Linked DNA regions of Homo sapiens: regions 1, 2, 3 and 5 are each linked to region 4. The links are chromatin contacts, found by Hi-C or POLR2A ChIA-PET in ENCODE. All regions are on one chromosome and are shown on one strand. Each heading gives the region's core, a stretch centred on a gene start or an enhancer-like site at or near the end of the contact. The rest is flanking DNA. Distances are from core to core; before and after follow the strand shown.

Region 1 (4,743 bases), core at 383-2,882, 1.0 Mb after region 4:
ATCGCTTGAACCCAGGAGGCGGAGGTTGCAGTGAGCTGAAATTGTGCCACTGCACTCCAGCCTGGCGACAGAGTGAGACTCCGTCTCAAAAAAAAAAAAAAGAAAGAAAAGAAAAGAAAACAAAACAAAACAAATGTTCAGTAACTCATTACAGAGGTATTTTCTTCTAGCACAAAGCGTTGACTCCCTCAGCAGTAAGCAAATACCTCAGGGGAACAGCGTGCCTATAAGGACCTGTCATCTGTGCACGCTCGAGACAGGGTCCCAAGAGCAGCCCAGCAGCACCTGCCACCAGACCTGGGTCCGTGACACCTTCCCCGGGCCCATGACACCTTTCCCCAGATCTATAACACCTTCCCTCGGACCCCAGATGATCCCAGACCCATGACACCTTCCCTTAGGACCATGATGCCTTCCCCCAGATCTATGACACCTTCCCTCAGACCCCAGATGATCCTAGACCCATGACACCTTCCCCTGAGATCCCAGACCATGACACCTTCCCTTAGGCCCATGACACCTTCCCCTGAGATCCCAGACCCATGACACCTTTCCCCAGATCTATGACACCTTCCCTCGGACCCCAGATGATCCCAGACCCATGACAGCTTCCCTTAGGACCATGATGCCTTCCCCCAGATCTATGACACCTTTCCTCGGACCCCAGATGATCCTAGACCCATGACACCTTCCTTTTGGCCCATGACGCCTTCTACCGGGACCATGACATCTTTCCCCGGACCCCAGATCCTGGACCCATGACACCTTCCCTCGGACCTATGACACCTTCTCCCAGACCCCAGATCCTGCACCCATGACACCTTCCCTCCGGCCCACGACACCTTCCCCCGAGCCCATGACACCTTCCCTCGGACCCCAGATGATCCTAGACCCATGACACCTTCCCCAGGCCCATGACACCTTCTCTAGGACCCATGACACCTTCCCCTGGGCTCCAGATCCCGGACCCATGACACCTTCCCCTGAGATCCCGGACCCGTGACACCGTCCCCCAGACCCCGGGTCCATGGCACCGTCCCCGCTGGGCGCGTCCCTCTGGTCCGTCCTCCTGCCCCCCGGCGTCACCTCGGGACTGGAGCACGGGCACCCCGCAGCCACCGAGCTACCGAGTCTGGAAGCCAGGCAAAGGCGTTCCTGGGAACGTTCGGCGGCGCTTGGAAGGGCCGGGCCGAGGGCGAGCTCCGTGCCCAGCTCGCCGGGCTCGGGCCCCGCGTAGCAGCGCGCGCCGCGGGCCGGGCCTTACCGTTACTGTAGGCGTACGGGGACTCTGCCGCGCCGTCCTGCAGGCTCTCCAGGATCTCGCCCTTGCCCACGTCGCTGTCGCCCACCAGCAGGAACTTGAGCAGGTAGTCGTAGCTCTTCACCGGACTGCCCTGCGAGCCCATGGCCGCGCCGCCTGCGCCCCGCGCCGGCCGCCTGCCGAAGCACCGCCGGGTGAGGCCGCGGCGTGAGAGAGCCCGCGCCCCGCACCTGCGCCCGTTGCGTCCGCCCCACGGCGGCCGAGTGGGCGCGCCCGAAGCCCAGCGCCGGCCCCGCCCCGCCCGCGCCCGGGCGCACCTCAGCCTCGCCGCCGCCCCGCCGCTTCCCGCACCACCAGGGCCGCCGCGCCGCCCCACCCCCGGCCGCGCCGCCGCCATTGGCCACCCTTCGCCCGCCCTCCCGAGCCCATTGGCCCACCCGCCCGTCCGTCACGACTTCCCCGCCCTCACGGCGTTCCACACGGCGCCGCCAGACCTCCGGTCGCACCGCCTCTTCACCACCCCGCCCTGCCTTCCCGTAGTCACCAGAGGTCGCCCGCCGCCCTCCTTCCCTCAGCCATTGGCCTGTCTGCACGTCTGTCATGACCGCCCCTCCCCCGCCTTTCCCACACGGCGTTGCGGAGACAGCGGACGCCTGCCTCATCGCCGTCGCCATTGGCCACTCGCCTCCTGCTTTCCCGGAACCATTGGTTCGATTATAAGTTCACCAAGATCATTCCCTTCCCTGCGGCTGCCTCCCAGAGAAATCCCAGAGCCGCCGGCCGCCCCGCCCCCGGCCCACAACGCCGTTGTCCTCGCCCGCCCCGTCGCCGGCGCCATTGGGTCGCTTGCATGTCCATCACGGCTCTGCTAACCCCGCCCCTTTCCTACACGCTCGCCAATCAGGGGCTCGGAAGTCCACGTTGTTTGTATCCGCCCCTTCAACGCGCGGACGGGCGGCAGGATGCAGGCGCGCCCGAGCCGAGGCGATGCGGCTGAGTCCGGGAAACGAAAGCCCCTCGCAGGCTGTGCCGCCTGCTTCCGCAGAACCCTCGGAGGGAGCGGCGGGGTGGCCCCGGGCGCGTCCTCTCTAAGGCGGTGCGGCCAATCGGCGCTCGATGAGGCGGAACTTCCTCTCCGGGGCAGGGGCGGGACTTCCGCCCGGCGGCGGCGGGGCGCACCGTTGGGTCACCAGTGAGTCTGCAAAGTCGCTGAGGTTCTGGGACAGCGCGGCGTCACCGAGCGTGAGCCTTCCGCCCGGGGACGCGGCCGCCACAGCTCGGGACGCGGGGAGCGCGGCCGGCGCGAGCTCAAGACCCGGCCCGACGTGCTCACTGCGGCAGCGGCGCCTCCTGGACGGGGACCCAGGGCCCGGACCGCGCTCTTCCCGGGGGCGCCGCCGAGCCCTCGTCCCTGCCGGGCCCGGCTGCCGCAGGTGCGTGGGCGAGCGAGGCGGCTGCGTCCGCGGGCCCCGGCGTGGGGTCGGGGGTTGAGTGGGCACGTGGTTCTTTCTGGGGTGACGAGAAGGTCCTACCGTCGTGGGGATGGTCCTGCCTCTCTCGGTGAAGTTACTCACTCGGAACGGGTGAGCTTTGTGATACGTGCTCTGCGTTCAGTAGCGCTGTTACAGTCGTAAGTAAAAGCAGTAACGTCAGCGCCGACCCAGCGCAGCCCTCTCCAGACCGGGTGCGGAGCCCGTCACGTCTGCCCCGCCGGCGAGGAGCAGAGCCCGGCAAGAACCCTCCTCCAGAGGGGCCCCGACCAGGGCTGTGCCTCCGGGAGCAGGTGCTGCTTACACAGAGGGACGCCAGGACGGGCAGCCCCACACCTCCAGTGACCTCCCGTCCCCCAGAGCTGAAGACATGGCCTGACTAAGCGGCGACCACATCGACGCACCAGTTTTTTCTTTTTTGAAACAGGGTCTCCCTTTGTCGCCCAGGCTGCAGTGCAGTAGCGCGATCTCGGCTCACTGCAGCCTCTACCTCCCCGGCACAAGCGATCCTCCAGCCTCAGCCTCCCGAGTAGCTGGGACTACAGGCGCCACCATGCCCGGCTACCTTTTGTATTTTTTGTAGAGATGGCGCCTTGCCAAGTTCCCCAGGCATTAACCCGGAAACAACCTGGCGGGTCAGGGAGAGCCTCTTCTGCTCAGAGGTCATTGTGCCCAGACTTGAGCCCTGGCTGTGAAGTCCCTGAGGCCCCTCACTCCAGGGACGGGAAGCACCAAAGATGTGATGTTTCCTCCTCGGTTTCTGAGACTGCCTGGAAGCGGGGGGTGGATAGTGGTGAGCAGCCGTCTCCTCCTTTCCTGAGAACATAAATCAGAAACGCTTTCTGAGGCCGGGCACGGTGGGTCATGCCTGTAATCCCAGCACTTTGGGAGGCTGAGGTGGGTGGATCACCTGAGGTCAGGACCAGCTTGGCCAACATCGTGATAACCCCCTCTCCACTGAAAATACAAAAATGAGCCAGGCATGTTGGTACGTGCCTGTAATCCCAGCTACTTAGGAGGCTGAGGCAGAAGAATTGCTTAAACTCGGGAAACGGAGGTTGCAGTGAGCTGAGATTGTGCCACTGCACTCCAGCCTGGGCTACAGAGTGAGACTCTTGTCTCAGGAAAAAAAAAAAAAAAAAAGTGCCTCAAAAATAAACAATTAAAAATGTTCTTATGGTCTTCACAAAAATAAACTTTTTTAAAAAAGAAAAACAAAGTAAAACGCTCTCCAGACCCAGCCGTGGGCCACTGCTGCCTAGTTCCCACCTCCTGGGACAAGAAAGGGTCATCCCCTGGCTGATGAAGAAGTCAGGTTTCTCCCACTGGAGCTGCCCACCACAGCCTGTGGACACAGCCCTGTCCTGGGTTCCTGGGTTCAGGAACCTTTCCATAGGGTGAGATCCTTGGAAAGCTGCTGTGCCCTCTGACCTCCCAGCCTCCGAGCAGAAAAGTGTCCCAGGGAACCCAGATGGGTCTAGGGCAGCAGGCCCAGTGAAGGGAGGGACGGACTCTGGGGCAGCAGGCCCAGTGAAGGGAGGGACGGACTCTGGGGCAGCAGGCCCAGTGAAGGGAGGGATGGACAGAGGGGTGCCATCCTCTGGCATCCAGGCCTTGTGGACCGAGGGGCAGCTGCGTGCACTTACGCAGGGTGTCCTGGGGTCCACCATGGCCAAGCCAGGCCTGGGCAGGGGCAGGACACCATCCCTGCAGCTGAGAGATCTCAGGCCAGGGACAGGGCAGCCAAAGACAGTGGAGTGTGGGAAGAGACCTCCACCCAGAAGTTTGGGGTGAGCCACCACCTGGGCACCCACTTGTTGAGCAGTCAGGGTATTTCTGGGCCCATCTCGGAGGCCTGAGCAGTGTCTGGTGGAGACCCTGACAGCCCCCTTCTGCCACACCCCACACTCAATGGCCATGGCAGAGACGGGCCAGGACACTAAGCGGAGCCTCTGTCCAAGTGAGGGGCTTGGGAGACAAAGGGAGCAGTTT
Region 2 (4,127 bases), core at 1,295-3,794, 1.4 Mb before region 4:
CCCAGTTTCAAGGTCCATAGTGTGCAACTGACAGTCTCCCCCAGCCAGGATGAGGGAATTCTCCTGTGGAGGAGCAGGATGAGGCAGAAAGTCAATGTCAAATCAGGATAGGCAGAGGGTGAAGGATCAAAGTTTGGACCAAGAACAGTCACATGGGGCTCAGACCTTGGGGACCAGCAGCAAAGCGTTGATCTCAGGCACTTCCAGGCTGGTCCTGGGGAAGGAAAGGCAAGGTCAGTGAGGAAGTGGCTTCACCCTGATGCACCCTCTATCCACGTGGCCCTGCTCACCTGTATGGAGGCTGACGACGCCACAGCTCCTTACAGCCCTTCAAAAGAGAAAATACCAGGTGACCTCAAAGGCTCTCTCTGGGTCCAGGCACCCCAGCCCTTTCCCAAGCTCGACTCCTTACCTTCTTGAGCATCTCCGCCCAAAGCCAGGCCTTCACCTCCCCATCCCCAGCACTAAGCAGATGTCGATCGGTGGAAACCATGCTATAGACGGGCCCATCATGGGCTAAAGAGAAATGCAGAACTGAGTGAGCCAATCCCACCCAAAGTCCTGAAGCCAGACTCCACAGGTATACCCACCTTGGAAAGTCACCACCGGCTTCTTACTTTCCTCTTTGGCTTCTGAGCTCAAAGCAGAGGACAAGCTGCAGGGACAGCGGAGGGGACCCAGGAGTCAGAAACGGGGGCATCCGTCCCATGAGGGCCAAGTGCCAGGGCTAATGGGTGGACAGCGGCAGAGGGTACCTGAAGATGGCAATCTGCCCGTAATTGTTGCCAGCCGCCAGAAACTTCCCACATGGTGAGACGCTCTGGGAGAAGATGGTCATATGGAGCCGCTGCAAGGCCTGGAACACCTCTGTCTGCAGGGAAAGACTGGATGAGGCCTGCCTGGGACGTATGAAACCTCCCATCCACAGATTCCTCCCTGCTTCCCCCAAAACCTGCCAGGCCTCCCACTGTCCTGACTTCTCAGCCTTCTTTTGAGGCGGCCCCGCCCCAAGCCAGCACCTGCCCATGCAGTCCCATGGGTGGCTCCAAGAAGACACTGAAGAAGGGGAGAGTTGAGGTGATGCCTCAGGGACCTCTGAGCAAGCACCCAGGCCTCTCCTGCCAGCTTCCTCAACTGACAAATGGAGCTCACAGAAGATTCCATCACAATTAGATGAGCTAGTGTATAGACAAGAGCTTTACATGGGGCTGTCACTCAGTGCTTAAGCCGGGTGTGGTGGTTCATGCCTGTAATCCAGCGCTCTGGGAGGCCAGGAGTTTGAGAGCAGCCTGGGCAACATAGTGAGACTCTGTCTCAAAAAAAATTTAAAAATGTGGGGCCGGGCGCAGTGGCTCACGCCTGTAATCCCAGCACTTTGGCAGGCCAAGGCAGGTGGACCACCTGAGGTCAGGAGTTCAAGACCAGCCTGACCAACATGGAGAAACCCTGTCTCTGCTAAAAATGCAAAATTAGCTGGGAGTGGTGGCGCATGCCTGTAATCTCAGCTACTCAGGAGGCTGAGGCAGGAGAATTGCTTGAATCTGGGAGGCGGAGGTTGCGGTGAACCCAGATGGAGCCACTGCACTCCAGCTTGGGCAACAAGAGTGAAATTCCATCTCAAAAAAAAAAAAAAAAAAAAAATTTGGCCGGGCGTGGTGGCTCACACCTGTAATCCTAGCACTTTGAGAAGCCAAGGCAGGCAGATTACCTGAGGTCAGGAGTTCGAGACCAGCCTGGTCAACATGGTGAAACCCTGTCTCTACTAAAAACACGAAAATTAGCTGGGCATGGTGGCACACGCCTATAGTCCCAGCTACTTGGAGGGCTGAGGCAGGAGAATCGCTTGAACCTGGGAGGCGGAGGTTGCAGTGAGCTGAGATCGCGCCACTGCACTCTAGCCTAGGTGACAGAGTGAGACTCTGTCTCAAAAAAAAAAAAAAAGTGCTTTGCAAGAACTAGAAAATTAAAAAAAAAAAAAAAGTACCTCTACTACCCCAACATAGAAAAACGTACTGATTTATAATTCCTACTCTCTGACTTGCGTTAAGCCCCTGAAGCACTTCTGGGTTACTATCCCGCCCCCCTGGTCAGAGTCTGAGTCCCACAAATAGCCCAGGCAAAACAGGGCTCAGGGCACGATTCCCTGCCCGCCCCGTCCCAGCCATGCGTGAACTACAAACCCCAGAAGGCAACGCGCACCACGTCCGTCTCACCTGACCCAGAGGCACCGCGAGCGGCACAGCTCGCTCCATCTCCAGAACTACAAGTCCCAGAGTGCTCCGCGCGCGACGCAACCTCACGAGGCCTTACGTGCCTAGAGCGGTTCCTCTCCGTGGCGCCCTACCGCCTTCGGCGCGAAGGTGGCTGGTGCGTACCGTCCCGAACCCTAGGAGCCGAGGTGAGCGCCGCGAAGACCCCCGACATTAAGAAGTGGTGTCCACCGCAGCCCCCTTAAGCCGGATACCCTCCCCCACCCCGAGGAGCAAGCCTGCCTTCCGCCACGCGCCGCCCGTCTTCCGCGCCCGCGCAGAACCTCGCGGCTGTGCCCGCCTAAAGCCACGCCCATCCTCTCTTGGCCACGCCCTCAGAGACTCCTCCCCTGTCGCCCAGATCCCACCCGCAGGACCCCAAAACCCAATGATCCTGCAGCAGCCCTTGCAGCGAGGCCCCCAGGGAGGGGCCCAGCGCCTCCCGCGGGCCGCCTTGGGGGTGACTTGGGGCCTGGACGCCAGGTGCGTGTAGGGGACCAGGGTGGGCCTGACCAAGGGCCGCAGGAGCTTTGGCTGGGTGCTCAGGACTGGTCTGCAGGATGAATACGGGGTGGGGCGAATCGGCGGGGCTTAGGCGTGAGCTGAGATGGGACTGGGGCTGCGGCTGAGGGTCGAGACTTCCGAGGTACCCTGCTGGATGGTCCAGGAGAGCGGGGACCGGCACCAGCTGAGACAGGAATGGGCTTGGGGCTCCTGGCTGATGCTGCAGGCTTAGGCGGGCAGATCCTTGGGAAGGGGCCAAGAGGGTGGGGTGCACCAGGCTCTCTTTTTTTCCCAGCTCCCCTCTCCGAGGAGCTGTGCCCATGAGCACCAAGCGGCGCCTGGAGGAGGAGCAGTGAGTTTGGGGGCAGGGAGGGACTCCCAACAAGATCTCTGTCACCTCTGGTCCCCAACAGGCTGCCTCCTGTGTCAGTATCCCAGCCTGCCTCTCTGCCATCTCTCCCCAGGGAGCCTCTGCGCAAGCAGTTTCTGTCTGAGGAGAACATGGCCACCCACTTCTCTCAACTCAGCCTGCACAATGACCACCCCTACTGCAGCCCCCCCATGACCTTCTCCCCAGCCCTGCCCCCACTCAGGTAGGTTCCTCCACTGGCCAGGCCTTCTGCAGAATCACAGGCGGTCCTCACAGCTGACCTCAGGCCCTGCCTCATCGTGCCATTTTTAGCTCTAGCTGACCTCTGGGTTGTTTCCCATCTTGGCTCTTTGGAAAGTGCTGGGAACCCAGGAGCCCCTGGGGACCTGGACCTGGTGGGAGGTGCTCAGCTAGGCCAGCCTCAGCTCCATGCCCTGACAGTCATTTCCTCTTCTAGGAGCCCTTGCTCTGAGCTGCTTCTCTGGCGCTATCCTGGCAGCCTCATCCCTGAGGCCCTCCGTCTGCTGAGGCTGGGGGACACCCCCAGTCCCCCCTACCCTGCAACCCCAGCTGGGGACATAATGGAGCTCTGAGTGCTGGTGGACAGTGCCCCTCCCACCTTCCTTCTTCCCCACAACAGAAGAGACCAGCGACTCCCGCAAAGGGACAAGGTTCCTCCCTCTCCTGCAGAGTAGGCATCTGGGCACCAAGACCTTCCCTCAACAGAGGACACTGAGCCCAACGGAGTTCTGGGATGGGAGGGGTGGGAGCATGGGAAGGGAGGCATCCCACCCCCAAGAAGAACTGAATAAAGATTGCTGAGCAAAGGAAGGCTTCAGTCTGGAACCTGGGGCTTTTGGGGATGGTGGAGAGGGCAGAGGCGCGGGATGCTGGGGTTTCTCCTCAAGATCTTCCCTGGAAAACTGTTAGGGCCAGCCAGGTCCTTGCCGGCTGAGTTCCAGGCATTGAGAATGTGTGAGTCAGAGCCTCACCCCCGCCCCCGC
Region 3 (4,353 bases), core at 1,428-3,927, 1.2 Mb after region 4:
CAATGATTTAAAATGAAAATTCGGCCAGGTGCCTTGGCTCACACCTCTAATCACAGCACTTTAGGAGGCCAAGGCGGGCGGATCACCTGAGGTCGGGAGTTCGAGACCAGCCTGACCAACATGGAGAAACCCCGTCTCTACTAAAAATATAAAAAATTAGCCGGGTGTGGTGGTGCATGCCTGTAATCCCAGCTACTTGGGAGGCTGAGGCAGGAGAATCACTTGAACCCAGGAGGCGGAGGTTGTGGTGAGCCAAAATTGCGCCATTGCACTCCAGCCTGGGCAACAAGAGCGAAACATGGTCTTAAAAAATAAATAAATAAATAAAATGAAAATTCATAAAATTATAGTATTTTATTTAATTTATTTATTTATTTTTTATTTTTTTTGAGATGGAGTCTCGCTCTGTCGCCCAGGCTGGAGTGCAGTGGCATGATCTAGGCTCACTGCAAACTCCTCCTCCCAGGTTCACACCATTCTCCTGCCTCAGCCTCCAGAGTAGCTGGGACTACAGGCACCTGCCACCACGCCCAGCTAATTTTTTGTATTTTTAGTAGAGATGAGGTTTCACCGTGTTAGCCAGGATGGTCTCGATCTCCTGACCTTGTGATCCACCCACCTCGGCCTCCCAAAGTGCTGGGATTACAGGCATGAGCCACCACACCGGGCCTATTTATTTATTTTGAGACAGGTTCTTGCTACGTCATCCAGGTTGGAGTGCAGTGGCACCATCACGGCTCACTGCCGCCTTGACCTCTTGGGCTAGAAGGATCCTCCTGCTTCAGCCTCCCCAGTAGCTGGGACTACAGGTGCATGCCAGAGTGCCCAGCTAATTTTTCATCTAGTTTTTCTAGAGAGGGGTATCGTTTTGTTGCTCAGGCTGGTCCTGAACTTGTGCTGACACAAACTTGCAAAGTGCAGTGGGGGAAAGGGTATTTCTGTGTCTTTTGACAGAAATGGACAGAAGTAGATACAAGAGAGAAAAATACCCTGGCTTAAACAAGATAGAGGTTATAATTTCCTCTCTCCTAAGCCCTGCATGGCACTAATATCAAATATGATACCTGAGATTCAGCAAGCTACGTCGGGATAATATGGCTTTTTTATTTATTAGAGATTTTCTTGTACGCATTAAATGTGTACTGATCGGTATGACTGGCACAAACTGTACCAGATGGATGGCAAACTTTTGCTGATCTCCAAGTTGCCTTTCCTATTCTTAATTATTAAAGATTAATTTTGGGCCAGGTGCAGCGTCTCACTCCTGTCATCCCAGCACTTTGGGAGGCCGAGGCAGGTGGATCATCTGAGGTCAGGAGTTCCAGACCAGCCTGACCAACATGGTGACACTCACCTCTACTAGAAATACAATTAGCCCAGCGTGGTATTGTGTGCCTATAGTCCCACTTGGGCGCACTGAGGCTGAAGCAGGAGAATTGGGAGGCTGAGGCAGGAGAATTGCTTCAACCCAGAATGAGACTCCGTTTCGAAAAAAAACTTTTTTTTTTTCCTGCAGAACACTCAGAGAGAATTGTCAATACCTGTCCTTGGAGAACATAATTTAAAACTTGTTTTCTTTTTTTGAGATGGAGTTTCACTCTTGTTGCCCAGTGCAATGGTGCGATCTCGGCTCACTGCAACCTCCACCTCCCGAGTTCAAGTGATTCTCCTGCCTCAGCCTCCCAAGTAGTTGGGATTACAGGTGTGCGCCACCACACCCGGCTAATTTTTTGTATTTTTAGCAGAGACGGGGTTTCACCATGTTGGCCAGGCTGGTCTCGAACTCCTGACCTCTGGTGATCTACCCGCTTCGGCCTCCCAAAGAGCTGGGATTACAGGCGTGAGCCACTGCTCCTGGCAAAAGATCAAAATTTTAATAGAAACTTGAAAATGTTGCCAATTGAAAAAAAGAAAAGGAAAAAAAAAAAAGGATCCGCCCATTAGCCGAGTGAGGGCAGGTGACCGGGGAGGATCGACCTTTGCCCGGGCTGCCTTCTCTTGTGAACACCAAGGCGTTTGCAGGAAAATGAAGAGCTGCTGGGCAAAACCTGGCATTCCTGGGCCTTCTGGGTCTTCCGGAAAAATGATTTCAACCTAAAATTTTCTGTTAAGAAAGAGGCCAGGTTGGGCCGGGCGCGGTGGCTCACGCCTGTAAATCCCAGCACTTTGGGAAGCCGAGGCGGGTGGATCACCTGAGGTCAGGAGTTCGAAAAGAGCCTGACCAACACGGTGACACCCCCTCTCTACTAAAAATAAAAATTAGCCGGGCTGAGGCAGGAGAATCGCTTGAACCCGGGAGGCAGAGTTTGCAGTGAGCGGAGATCGTGCCACTGCACTCCAGCCTGGGCGACACAGCGAGATTCCGTCTCAAAAAAAAAAAAAGAAAGAAAAAAGAAAGAAAGGAGCCAGGCAAGACAGGTTTCCTAACACGCGAGCCCTCGGGGACCACGTGGGGGCGCCGGCGCCCGCGGACCGGACCCCGCACCAAGGCTGCGCTCGCTTCCCAGGCCCCGCTCACCGCAGCAGGTCCGGGCAGAAGAGGTGGCGGTACGCGGGGAGACAGTCGTCCCCCTCCACGTCGGGCGGCGGCTGGGCCATGGCGCTCCCGTCGGGGACTGCGGGGACAACGGGCGGGAGCGGCCTCGGCCTCCAGGACCCGGCGCGCAGCTGCGAACTCGCCTGGAACCGGGAGCCCCGCCCCACTCCCCGGACGCCCCGCCCCTGCCCTGATTGCTTCCCGGAGGCCCCGCCCCTCCCCCGAATTCTCCCCGGAGGCCCCGCCCCCGCCCGCGGCCTGCTGGGACTGGAAGTCGGCGCGCGAGGCGCAGGCGCATTGCGGGGCCGGGGGCGCGGTTCCCGCGGCAGAAGCTCGGCGGTCTGCGGGTCTCCTCCCCGAGTCTTTTTCACAGGTATTCGGCGTCAGCGCCGCGTTCAGAGCCTCCAGGACTTGTGGGATACCCCTGGCTCCTGGGTCCAGGCCAGGCTCGCAGCCTCTGGGCTCCCCGTTCGCCTCCCCGTAAACACCATGGGGAGGGCCGGGGCCCAGGGAAGCGCGGCCAGCCCCGCGCCGCTTCCCAAAATGACCCGTTTTGAGGCCAATAAAGAAGGGTCCGGGGCCGGGCGCGGTGGCTCACGCCTGTAATCCCAACACTTTGGGAGGCCGAGGCGGGCGGATCACGAGGTCAGGAGTTCGAGACCATCCTGGACAACATGGCGAAACCCCCTCTTTACTAAAAATACAAAAATTAGCCGGGCATTGTGGCGGGTGCCTGTAGTTCCATCTACTCGGGAGGCTGAGGCAGGAGAATCGCTTGAACCCGGGAGGCGGAGGTTGCAGTGAGCCGAGATCGCGCCACTGCACTCTATCCTGGGCGACAGAGCGACACTCCGTTTCAAAAACAAAAACAAAAAAAAAAGGGTCCGTTACTTCTGTTCCGCGTGGGGGCCCGGGCGGGGCTATGCCGCGAACCCAGGACGGGGCGCCCCGCCCGCACCACTGTTGGAAGACGGGGGTCCGCGACGGCCACGGGGGAAAAACACGCAGGGCCGCTCCTGAGCTGAACACACCCGCGGGCCAGCGGCTTCAGGGGCGTGACAGAGCCGCCAGCGCTACAGTAATGGCTGCCAGGCCCTTTCTGCGCTGGTTGGCCTCAGCCCGCCGGCCCCTCTCTGCCCCTTCCCCGGGAAGGCAGCTTCTCCTTTGGCGGGATCACAGCACCGGCTCGCGCCTAGCTTGGGTTCTCCGGATTGCAGGCTGGTGGTCTCTGGACCCCTGCCTGGCTCATACATCCAACAACGTTATGGAACTGGGTGTGCAAAACTTCCTCTTTACTGTTCAACTCCTTACAACTTGCATAAAGGCGTCATTTCTACCTCAGAGCTGGGGGAAGTCATAATTAGTGTACCACCCATGTGCTGGGCACAGTGAATTTTAATGCCTCCCCTTTAGAGGAGAGGTTATGATAATGTGAAGACCCCCCCCCACCACAAAGGTTGTCCGGCACTTTGGTGCAAAAAGGATTGGTCCAATCTTGTGCTGGCTTGGGGTACAGAAAGGCACTGAAGTTGGTGGCTCAAACTCCTCTGGGCTGGGGTGGGGCAGAGGTGAACAGGGAAGTAAGTGGTTTGGGACAGGCAGGTTTGGATGTGGGCTTGGGTTCTTGCTGACGGAGGTAGTTGGTCCTGCGTGGGGGATGGGGTGGTAAGGGCAGCTTGAGCCTCAGGCTGGGTGGATGCTGCTGTGCTGGCCCCCGTCTGCCCAGCTCACCAGCTCACTGCTCTGGAACCACAGCTGGATCTCCCGCTGGGCCCCCTCCACGGAGTCGCTGGCGTGGATGACATTCCTGTGCCAGG
Region 4 (4,623 bases), core at 1,905-4,404:
CATCTCTATGCCCTTCCTACTCTCAACCCAGGAGCACTTGAAGGAGAGGACAATGGGTCCAAGTCAGACCCCAAGGATCCTTTCTCCGCTTCTTACCCATCTTCCCCCCAATGAGTTTCAAAAGCCTGCTCCCTTGGTGCATTTCCACCGCCTGATGTCTGGGAAAGAGATACAGCAGGTATTTTTTTCTCTTCCCGTTTCCGAACTATTGTCCGCTGTTTGAAACACAAAACCATAGAAAACCATCAGTGATCCTTTGGAAAGGAAACAGCTTTAAGGGATCTCTTCGACTCCCCCCCAAAAAAGGATACTCACTGCCTCTTCAAAGAGTTTAAATATAGAAAGTCGCAGCCTCTTCGAAGGAGAGAGGGGACACATGCCCCATAAGTGCCACCCAAATTGAGAGCCTCAGTGTAGGCCGCGGGATGGGTGAGCTAGGGTGGAGCCCGGCTGGGGCGAGGGGTTCCTCTCCCCCGCGGCACACCCCGGAGAGGGGCTGGGGTCTCCCAAGGGGACGGGCCGCCCTACCTTTTCCGCGGGGCCCCGAGCCACCGGCGTTGCCGCTCCCCACAGCGCTCGGAGGATCCTTCCTGGGCCTCTTGCTCTGCGGCCGCACGCTGGACCGGAGGAAGTGGTGCTGGTCCTGGGGGCTGCCCTGCGGCGGGGACGGCGCCTGCGGCGCGCCGGGGGGCGCGGGGGGGCCGTCGGCGCCGGCCCGGGGGGTCTTCTCGTCCCTCTTTGTGCCGCTGCTCTCCTCGGCCGCGTCTGCGCCGCCGGCCCCTTCTCCTTCCAGGGACTCCTCATCGGCCGCCCGCTTGCCCAGCTTCTTGAGCCCGTCCTCCCCGCTGCCGCCGTCGCCCAACTTCACTGTCATCCTGCGGCCGGGAGAGGGGAGGCGGCCGGTGAGGCGGGCGCAGGCCGGGAAGTTTAGCGGCCCCGACGCGCTCTCAACATGGCCGCCGTTGTTTGTTCCAAATCCCCTCTCGGCGGCTCGGCCCGGCCCGCCCGAGCCCGCCCGAGCCCGCCGCGGCCCCTGCCGCCCCCACGCCGCCGCCCCCGGCCCTGCCCACCAGCCCGGGACCCTCCCGGGCCTCCCCGGACGCCCCCTGGCCGAGGCTCGCGTCCAGACGCCCGGGCCGGCGGCGGGAGGGCGCGACAGCTCGGCGGACCCTGCCCGGCCCCGGCCCCGGCCCCGGCCCCGGGGTCTATGGGAGCCCCGGCGCGGGCGCGGGTCTGGGCACGGTTGCGGGTCCGGGCCGCTGCCCCGCCCACAGCCACCTACCCGGCGGGGCCGCGGCTCATGGCCTGGCCCTGCGCGCCGGCCTCGCTCCCTGCGCCGCCTCGGCCGGCCGGGCCGCAGCCCCAGCCCTAGCCCCTCGTCCCACCCCCTCCCCGCCCCCCGAAAGGCGCGGGGCTCCCGGGCCCCGCGCACCTGCCCCACGCGCCGGCCCCCAGAGCTGGCCCTGGAGGAGGACAGAGGAGGCCGGATCCACCCCGGGACGGGAGAAGCGCGGGCTCGCCTGCCCGCACGGGGAACTCCATGGTGGCCCAATGCCGCCGGCCCGCCTGCTTATTTTAAAACACACATAAAGAATAATCAGCTCCGGGTCTCTGGGAATCTTCTTCCCAGGGTGGGAAATGTGAGCTGCTGCGGGGATTTACTAGTTAAAAATGCTTTTGCAACAAAGGAGCCTGTTGCATGGAACAGGTTGGAACCACCCGGGAAAGTGACAGCCCAGTTATGTCCGGGTCCAGGTGCAAGAAGCGGTAGAAGACAATGGTGTTAAAACTCTTGGCAACAATTAATAAAATTATTGCATCAACTTTGCTACCCACCGCCCTGTAAAATGTCAACAACAAAGTGCAGTGACTAAAAATGCTGCAGCCCAGAAAGCAGAGCCACTCAAAAATAAACTCAGACAATCAGGTACACAGCAAGAGCTGCAGCCCAGAAACAGTCCGGGACGGGCACGTGTGAGGAAGCAAAAACGCTGAAGATTAGATTCCTCAGCAGATACTGACCCTGCGTTCAACTCAACTGTTGAGAACGGGGGCATTTCCACTTCAAAGGAACACACGATCGAGGCACCAACACCAACCACGAAATACAGGGACGCGGGCGAGGACCTCTCTTTCCGAGAGATCGGGAAATGGCTTCAAAGTCGCAATGATGCCCCCACCCTGAGGTGCAGATCACACAAGGATCCGTGGCCGTTTTCTCCTGTCGGAATTGGTCTAGGGAATCTCGAGTTCATGCTAGTTTTAAAAAAAACTCTGCCAAAGAACAAAACCACCCACGACAAACACCCCAACTTAAGGGATTTCGTGGCAAGACTTCCCACTCTTCCCCCTCAACCCACCTCTTTCCACTCAAGAAACCTAAACCCCCAAAGACCTCGTCTCGGGCTGAGAACCCCGCTGCCCAGGGACCTGTCCGCCCGCAGGCCACCCGGGACCCAAGCAAAACAAACTCGGCCACCAGAGTGAACTCGCCCGCTCGCCGGGCTCCACACCCAAGACGCCGACCGAGCACGGGGAAGCGCTTTTCGCCACTGAAAGGACCGACGCCGTCCAGACTTTACCCTAAGGGCCAACAAGCAGGGGGATGGCCTCCTTTTCGCGAGAACCTCCAACGAGACCGGACTTTTCTCGGAGGCGCAGTCTCCTCCAGCCCCGTCCCGCTCCGCACCGGCTCGCGTCTCGGGATGGGGACGCAGAAGCCTCCTCGCCCTGAGGCCAGTTGTGGCTGTACCGGGCGCTGTGGAAGCGACGCCCCCCCCGCGCTCTCCCGCGCCGCCCGACAGGACCCCCCGGCCGGGCCTCGCCATGACAGCCCCGCCGCCCAGCCTTGGTCACCTTTTTCATCAACGCCGGGCGGCAGCCTGGCTTCCCGGGGCCTCCCCGGGTGCCCGCAGAACCAGCCGGGCCGGGCAGCCCCGGCCCCCGAGCGCCGGCTGCAGGGAGGCCGCAACGCCGGGCTGGTCGTCCGCCTCGGAAGCGACTGGTCGAGCGGCGCTAGCCCCGGCACGTCCCCTCCGCGGGCCGGCGCGCGGCTGCGGGGGCTGCGGACGCAGATACTGCCGCCACTCACCCTAGCGAAGCCGGCCCGCCGCCCTCAGCAGCAGTTCCGGCTACGGCGGCCGGTGGGGACCTCACGGACGGCGCGCGGGGGCGGGGCCGGGGTGCGCGGGCGCGCGGGGCGGGGCGACGAACGCGGGGGCGAGCACCCCCAATGTTTCTTCGGGCCCGTCTCCCCAAAACGGCGCTCCCATTGGCTAGCGCTGGGCGGGCGCGCTCGCACGTACGAGCCCGGTGGGCGTCGGGGGCGAGCCCGCGGCGCCAGTAGTGTTGTGACGCCAGCCTCGCGACCTTGCGGACTGTGCGTCTCTTTGGATTGGTGGACAGACAGCCAATAGGCCAGGGCCCGTGCTGTGATTGGCCGCAGCAGTGTTGACGGATACGTGAGAAGAAAACGGCGTGGTAGCTCGGAGTGTGGAATCGGGCGCGAACCTGAGTTCTGAGAAGTGTGGAAGCACGTCTGAGGCAGTTAAGCGCACCCTTTCCTGGGTGGAGTATGTGCTTCTGCGCTACGTTAGCGTAGCCGAGCGGCGCTGGGCACTTGGTCATTTTCTTCATAGCAAGAAAGCAGAGGGGTGTTTTTCAAATTCCAGTGTTTCTTTCTTTCTTTTTTTTTTTTTTTGAGACGGAGTTTCGCTCTGTCGCCCAGGCTGGAGTGCAGTGGCGCAATCTTGGCTCACTGCAAGCTCCGCCTCCCAGGTTCAAGCGATTCTCCTGCCTCAGCCTCCCGAGTAGTTGGAATTACAGGCGCGCGCCACCATACTCGCTAATTTGTGTGTTTTTAGTACATACGGGGTTTCACCATGTTGGCCAAGCTAGTCTCGAACTCCTGACCTCAAGTGATCCGCTCGTCTCAGCCTCCCAAAGTACTGGGTTTGCAGGCGTGAGCCACCGCGCCCGGCTCAAATTCCAGTGTTTCTTTTTCTTTTCTTTTTTTTTTTTTTTGACTCGCTCTGTCGCCCAGGCTGGAGTGCAGTGGCCCGATCTCGGCTCGCTGCAGTCTCCGCCTCCCGGGGCTCAGGCGATTCTCCTCCCTCAGCCTCCTGTAGCCGAGACTAGAGGCGCCACCGCGCCCGGCTAATTTTTGTAATTTTTTAGAGACAGGATCTCGCCTTGTTGCCAAGGCTGGTCTCGAACTCCTGGGCTCCAACGATCCGCCCGCCCCAGCCCCCAAGAGCTGGAAGCCCAAGCGCGAGCCCCGCGTCCGGCCGCCAGCTGCTTTCTTGGGGGCGCTCCCTGCCTCGCTTGGCTCTGTGGAGTCCGGGGCCCGGCGATGGAACAGGCCCTCAGTCACCCAACACCTCAGGACACTGCCGAGCGCATCGACTTTCCCAGAAACGCTTGACCCACGCCCTCCGCTCCGAAACTAGAAAAGCGGAGCCCAGGGAAGGCCTGGGCCGAGACCGCCGCGTGCTGGAAAGGCTCCGCCTCGGGATGCACGGGAAGGGAACACGCCCAGGAGGGGAGGATGCCGCGGTTGATCGGGGCTGTGACAGCGCGCCCTCCACACAAAGGGGACCCAGACGCCGGCCCTGCGCCGCCGTC
Region 5 (4,275 bases), core at 800-3,299, 1.1 Mb after region 4:
TGTCTCCAGCTTCGGTTCCTCACCTGTGGCACTGGGGTTACCGGAGTGCTGCCCAAGGCCAGGGCAAGAAGCAAGTGAGGGGTGCCCGGAGAGAGAGCCAGCAGGGCTTGAGGCTGTCACACAGATGCAGCATTACAGGGGACCAGCCACTTCCTGCTCTCAGAGACCACGGTCTGTGGAGGCCCAGACAAGAGGCCCTGCGCAGTTATGCAGTTACTGAGCCTCGGGCTCTCCTGGGGACTCAGAGGTCACTGGCTCCTCTGCCAATCAAGGAGCTCTGGAGAGCCTCAGACACAGACAGAAGCAGGAAAAAGAGGGGTGCTCCTCCCGCAAGCAGAAGGACCTCGGAGGAGGCAAGGCACACCCAACCCAAGGCCAGGCCAAGCTGGTTTCCTGCAGGACCTGCCTCCCCCAGACAGGCCAGAAAAACAATTTCTCTTGCCCCACTTCACAGTTGAGAAGTCACTCAGAACCGGAAGGGAGAATCACCCCTATATCCTTGCCCAGCCCCAGACTCTGGAAACGCGGAGGCAATTACGGGGCACTCCCACACTGAACTGTGACTCACGTTTCCGCACCCCTCAGACCTGGGCAGAGGAAGAGATCCGGGTTTCCCGAAGGAGAAGCACACAACTCTTCAGCACCCAACGGAGTCCCAGTCTTCCCCACTGGCCCCACACACCCAGGCCTGGCCTCAGGTTCTGGGCCTCACCATTGCTTTCCGGGTCTTGTTACCTGCAGTCCGGTAACAAACTCCAGAGCAGTAAGGGGGCCCCGAGAGCTCGCCCGGCCAGGGCCAGCTGACCACACAAGAGTTCCCCCGGTCAGGACTAGAGGGGCCCCTTCTGCAGCCAGCGGGAGGACAGCAGATTTGCAACTTCCCAGCTGGTGCCGCAGCAGCCCCAGAGGAACACGGAAGAGAACACTGGCATGGCTGGCACAGACGGGGCTCCCGCCAGCCCCTCCACGCCAGGTGGCCGCCCCCAGGCCGTTCCCCAAGTGAGGGGAGTGATGCCCGCACCAAGCACAACATCCCTAAGGCGGCCAGGACCGCACGATGGGCCCGGATATAAGGGCACTCAAGGGCAGGCAGGGCCGAGGCCGCCTCCGGTGTGCGCGGCCCCCGGGGCTGGCCTCAAGTGACCCACATGGCCCAGGTCCCTGCCGACTTCCCGCCTTCCTCTGGGTTCCTCTGCGAAGCATCGCCCAGCCCTGGCCCCCACCAGCCTGGAGGCGCCAGCGGGCGGCGGGCTGACCCCACTCCGGGGGCCCTGCCGTCCCTGCCCTGGCTCGGAGCCCGGCGCGCCCGGCCCCCGAGGCCTCCTGCGCCCCGCCGAGCCCGCGCTCCCCGCCGCCCTCCGGGCCCGCGCTCCCCGCCCGGGGTCCCCGGCTGGGCGCCCGGCCGGGCCCGGCCGACGGGACTCACCTCCACAGCCCGGCGGCGCCGCCTCGTCCTCGCGGCCCGGGCAGCGCGGCCCCGGCCCCCGGGCCCGCTCGCCCCCGCCGGCCGATCCACAACTTCTGCCTCCGGAGAGCGGCGGGGCCCCTCTCGCCGCCGGCCGCGCTGCCCGGACGGCCTCCCGCTCCTCAGCCGCGGGGCGCCCCGACCCGGCTCCGGCCCCGGCCCCTGCCCGCGTCCGGCGCCCGCCTTACGCTGCCTTCGTAGCGTAGCGCCCGGCCCGGGCCCCGCGGCTACGGCGCGCCCGGGGCGCACGCGGCGCTGTGAATCGCGCGCCCGGACTACGGCTCCCACAGGGCTGCGCGGCGCCGACGGGGCGGAAGCTCGGGGCGGTGCCTGCGCGAGGCAGGCCGGGAGTTGTAGTCCTCGGGTGGCGCCCTCCCAGTCCGCCGACCGCCCGGGCCACTTCTCCTGCCCTCGCTGCTGGAGACGGCCGGGCCCGAGGCCTCGGTCCCCGGGAGGCGCCGCGCTCCAGGATTATCAGGGAGTGGGGCGGCCCGAGGAGGAGCTGGAACTACAACTCCCAGAGGGCCTTGCGAGGGGCACGGAGGGGCGGGGCCTGCAGCCGCGGCGTCTGCGCATCAGCGGCGTCACAGACGCGTGGGGCTCGCGGGGAGCCGGGCTGGGGCCGTCCGTGTCCCGCGGGGCTCTGGGCGGCCGCTCGACCGAGGACCCACGACTCCGCCCCGACCCCGCCGTGTTCGCGAGACCCGGAGACCCCTTCGCGCCTTCCAGGACCGCCCCTTTCGCGACGCTGCGTGCTGTGCTTGGTCCTGGCGGCCAAGAGCGGCGGTGGCAAGGGGACCGCCCTGGCCCGAGACGCGGCCTGGCCTCGCAGCGTCGCTTGGGCACAGCCTCTCTAGGCCCCTTCGTCCTCGGTCGCGGAGGGACGCCATTAAACGGCCACGCCGGGCTCAACTGGGACGCGGCCCACGGCGCCCAACCAGGGCCTGGGGGAGGGAAGCCGGGGCGACTCCTGGGTCCTTCCAGGACCCTTGCGCAGGCCTCATTCTCTCCCCGGAGGTCCCCTTCCCGCTGCCCTGAGGCCACTCTCCTGCCAGCAGCTGCTGGGCCGGCTCTCGGGAGAATGCCTTGGCGTCAAGCTTATCAGGCTGCAGGGCGGGACGCGAGTGCTGAGGGCAGCCAGACTCCCGCTCTTAGGTGCACTTGAGGAGCCTGAGAAGGCAGTGGCTCTGCGGGAGAGGGAGACACAGGAGCAGGGCTGGTCCGCCGAGATTCCGGAGAGACGGTTGTGGGCCGATTCTGTGGCGAGATTTACAAGTGGGAGGTTGGGTGACGATTGCTCCTGGGCCAGAAAATCTAAGCCAGTCTCAGCAAGACCTACAAGGCCAGGGCCAGTGCTCCTCAGAGGATATTCATGCTCCAGGAAAGCCAAGGATGGGCCTCCGTCATGCTGAGATGCCGCAGCAGGGACACCTGTGTCCCACGTGGAGCTCGGCTTCTAGCTGCAGTCAGTGCAGAAGCTGGCAGGAGGGGTTTATTTCTGTCCTCGGAAGCTTTTGGTAAGGACACTTCATTCCTGTGTCTTGGACACCTCCCCCTAGGTCTGCTGCCCCCTCTGTGGAGACAGGCAGGGCAGCTGGATGTGCCGTTTGTTCCCAGACTATATCCATGCCAAAGCATCCCAAGGGCAGGAAATGTGTCCCCGGGGGCCAGTGGGGGTCTGGGGGCACAGAGGGCTGCAGAGTGAGAGCTGGCTCTCCTCTCTGCAACTTGGACAAGGCTCTGGGACCCTGTCCTCCCCAGCTTCCTCACCTGCATGGCAGGATACTGGCCAAGTGTGGCTTTCGAACCACAGGAGAGGGTGCAGTCAAGGCCTCACTCAGGGACCGCAGGTTCTCTTCCCTTCCCAGTCCTTCCCTGGCACTGCCTAGGTGGCTCCCTGGCCAGGGGCCAGTGGTCTAGCCAGCAGGCCTTATAACCTCCCCACCAGAGAGGCAGCTGCAGTTGAACCTGTTGATCTGATGCTGAGGGCCCTGCCAGCTCACTGCAGAGTGGCCAGTTCTGGCCAGTTTTGCTAGGCCAGGCCCATTTGGGGTGAGGAGAGGGTGGGAGCACCCCAGCTCTCCCCAGTAGCCTGTCATGGTGAAGGAGGAAGCCCATTCACCCAGAAGAGGGCCTCAGGAGGCGTCTTCAAGGTGACTGAGGTTTCCCCGCACAAGGAGAGTGCTGGAGGGAATGGGTGCGATGAGAGAAATGAGTCACTCGTGCCTCCGTGAGGCCAGCCTGTGATTGTCTTGAAGATTCTGAGTCACAAGACATCAGGCACACAGGCGTGAATTGTAAATGACTGCACAGCAGAAGGTAAGTGACTCTGGATTATCCAGACCATTGACCGAGCCCTGCTCCGTGCCAGTGCTTCCTGGCCTGAGGACACGACTCTCACATCCAGACAGACCTGAGCAGCTAACGCAAGTGCGCAGAAGCTCGCCAAGTGCCCAGAAGAGCCAAGAGGCGAGCCATGAATCCCCCCTGGAGGAGAAGAGGATGGGGAGGGCCAAACAGAAAGAACTGAAACTGGAGGCATCTGTTCAGGCACCCAGAGAAAGCCTCACGCGCACAAAGCAGCAAACAGAACAAACCCCAGTGCCATCATGGAGCCCAGACTTGAGCACACAGGGACCCTGGCGTGGAGCACGAGGGTGCCAAGGCCCGCAGGTGGCTGACTTGTGTGCTCTGGTGCCATGCTCAGATTTGATGGGATGACCCTGCAATTGCCTGCTTTGTGAGCCACACAGGCCTGGGTCAAAAAGACGACGGACCACCAGCCTGGGCAACACACAAAGCGAAACCTG

The links. Hi-C counts contacts between places; a loop is a spot of excess contacts on that map. ChIA-PET counts read pairs that join two places held with the same protein, here RNA polymerase II (POLR2A). Pooled maps may share reads with other maps.
Region 1: a loop to region 4 is called in a pooled map, with 17 times the contacts of the local background. The contact joins the promoter of RAB40C here to the promoter of CRAMP1 in region 4. A Hi-C loop is called at or near these places in 3 of 37 single-sample maps with no recorded cell type and 10 of 50 pooled maps.
Region 2: a loop to region 4 is called in a map of ascending aorta, with 10 times the contacts of the local background. The contact joins the promoter of THOC6 here to the promoter of CRAMP1 in region 4. A Hi-C loop is called at or near these places in 1 of 168 maps with a recorded cell type or tissue (ascending aorta) and 11 of 50 pooled maps. POLR2A ChIA-PET finds 5 or more read pairs at or near these places in 1 of 52 experiments (PC-3).
Region 3: a map of B cell shows a loop between it and region 4 (22-fold over the local background). The contact joins the promoter of DECR2 here to the promoter of CRAMP1 in region 4. A Hi-C loop is called at or near these places in 1 of 168 maps with a recorded cell type or tissue (B cell), 1 of 37 single-sample maps with no recorded cell type and 7 of 50 pooled maps. POLR2A ChIA-PET finds 5 or more read pairs at or near these places in 1 of 52 experiments (activated T-cell).
Region 5: a pooled map shows a loop between it and region 4 (14-fold over the local background). The contact joins the promoter of LINC00235 here to the promoter of CRAMP1 in region 4. A Hi-C loop is called at or near these places in 2 of 37 single-sample maps with no recorded cell type and 9 of 50 pooled maps.

What each region holds. Positions count from the first base shown.
Region 1 is chr16:586,955-591,697 of GRCh38, reverse strand. RAB40C (RAB40C, member RAS oncogene family) reads right to left here and starts at 1,632. Exons shown (of 6, transcript NM_021168.5): 1 at 1,265-1,632. The coding sequence starts at 1,406. RefSeq lists silencers at 1,422-1,741, 1,832-1,951, 2,022-2,071, 2,082-2,141, 2,462-2,771 and enhancers at 2,116-2,989, 3,112-3,311.
Region 2 is chr16:3,022,452-3,026,578 of GRCh38, reverse strand. THOC6 (THO complex subunit 6) reads right to left here and starts at 2,544. Exons shown (of 13, transcript NM_024339.5): 1 at 2,214-2,544; 2 at 756-871; 3 at 591-655; 4 at 413-516; 5 at 291-328; 6 at 166-214; 7 at 1-63. The coding sequence starts at 2,252. It overlaps HCFC1R1 (host cell factor C1 regulator 1), which reads left to right and starts at 2,637. Exons shown (of 4, transcript NM_017885.4): 1 at 2,637-2,732; 2 at 3,049-3,105; 3 at 3,218-3,346; 4 at 3,581-3,954. The coding sequence starts at 2,638. The coding sequence ends at 3,716. RefSeq lists enhancers at 2,222-2,531, 1,921-2,564, 2,565-3,209, 3,192-3,291 and a silencer at 2,602-2,801.
Region 3 is chr16:400,209-404,561 of GRCh38, reverse strand. DECR2 (2,4-dienoyl-CoA reductase 2) reads right to left here and starts at 2,677. Exons shown (of 9, transcript NM_020664.4): 1 at 2,519-2,677. The coding sequence starts at 2,598. NME4 (NME/NM23 nucleoside diphosphate kinase 4) reads right to left here. Exons shown (of 5, transcript NM_005009.3): 5 at 3,808-4,343. The coding sequence ends at 4,220. RefSeq lists enhancers at 3,112-3,697, 3,545-3,854.
Region 4 is chr16:1,610,891-1,615,513 of GRCh38, reverse strand. It overlaps CRAMP1 (cramped chromatin regulator 1), which reads right to left and starts at 3,154. Exons shown (of 21, transcript NM_020825.4): 1 at 2,857-3,154; 2 at 529-875. The coding sequence starts at 874. It overlaps IFT140 (intraflagellar transport 140), which reads left to right and starts at 3,442. Exons shown (of 31, transcript NM_014714.4): 1 at 3,442-3,546. RefSeq lists enhancers at 2,258-2,758, 2,759-3,259, 3,648-3,707 and silencers at 2,638-2,797, 2,828-2,947, 2,968-3,497.
Region 5 is chr16:525,181-529,455 of GRCh38, reverse strand. It overlaps LINC00235 (long intergenic non-protein coding RNA 235), which reads left to right and starts at 2,049. Exons shown (of 1, transcript NR_024121.1): 1 at 2,049-2,609. CAPN15 (calpain 15) reads right to left here and starts at 1,744. Exons shown (of 14, transcript NM_005632.3): 1 at 1,427-1,744. RefSeq lists an enhancer at 2,624-3,185.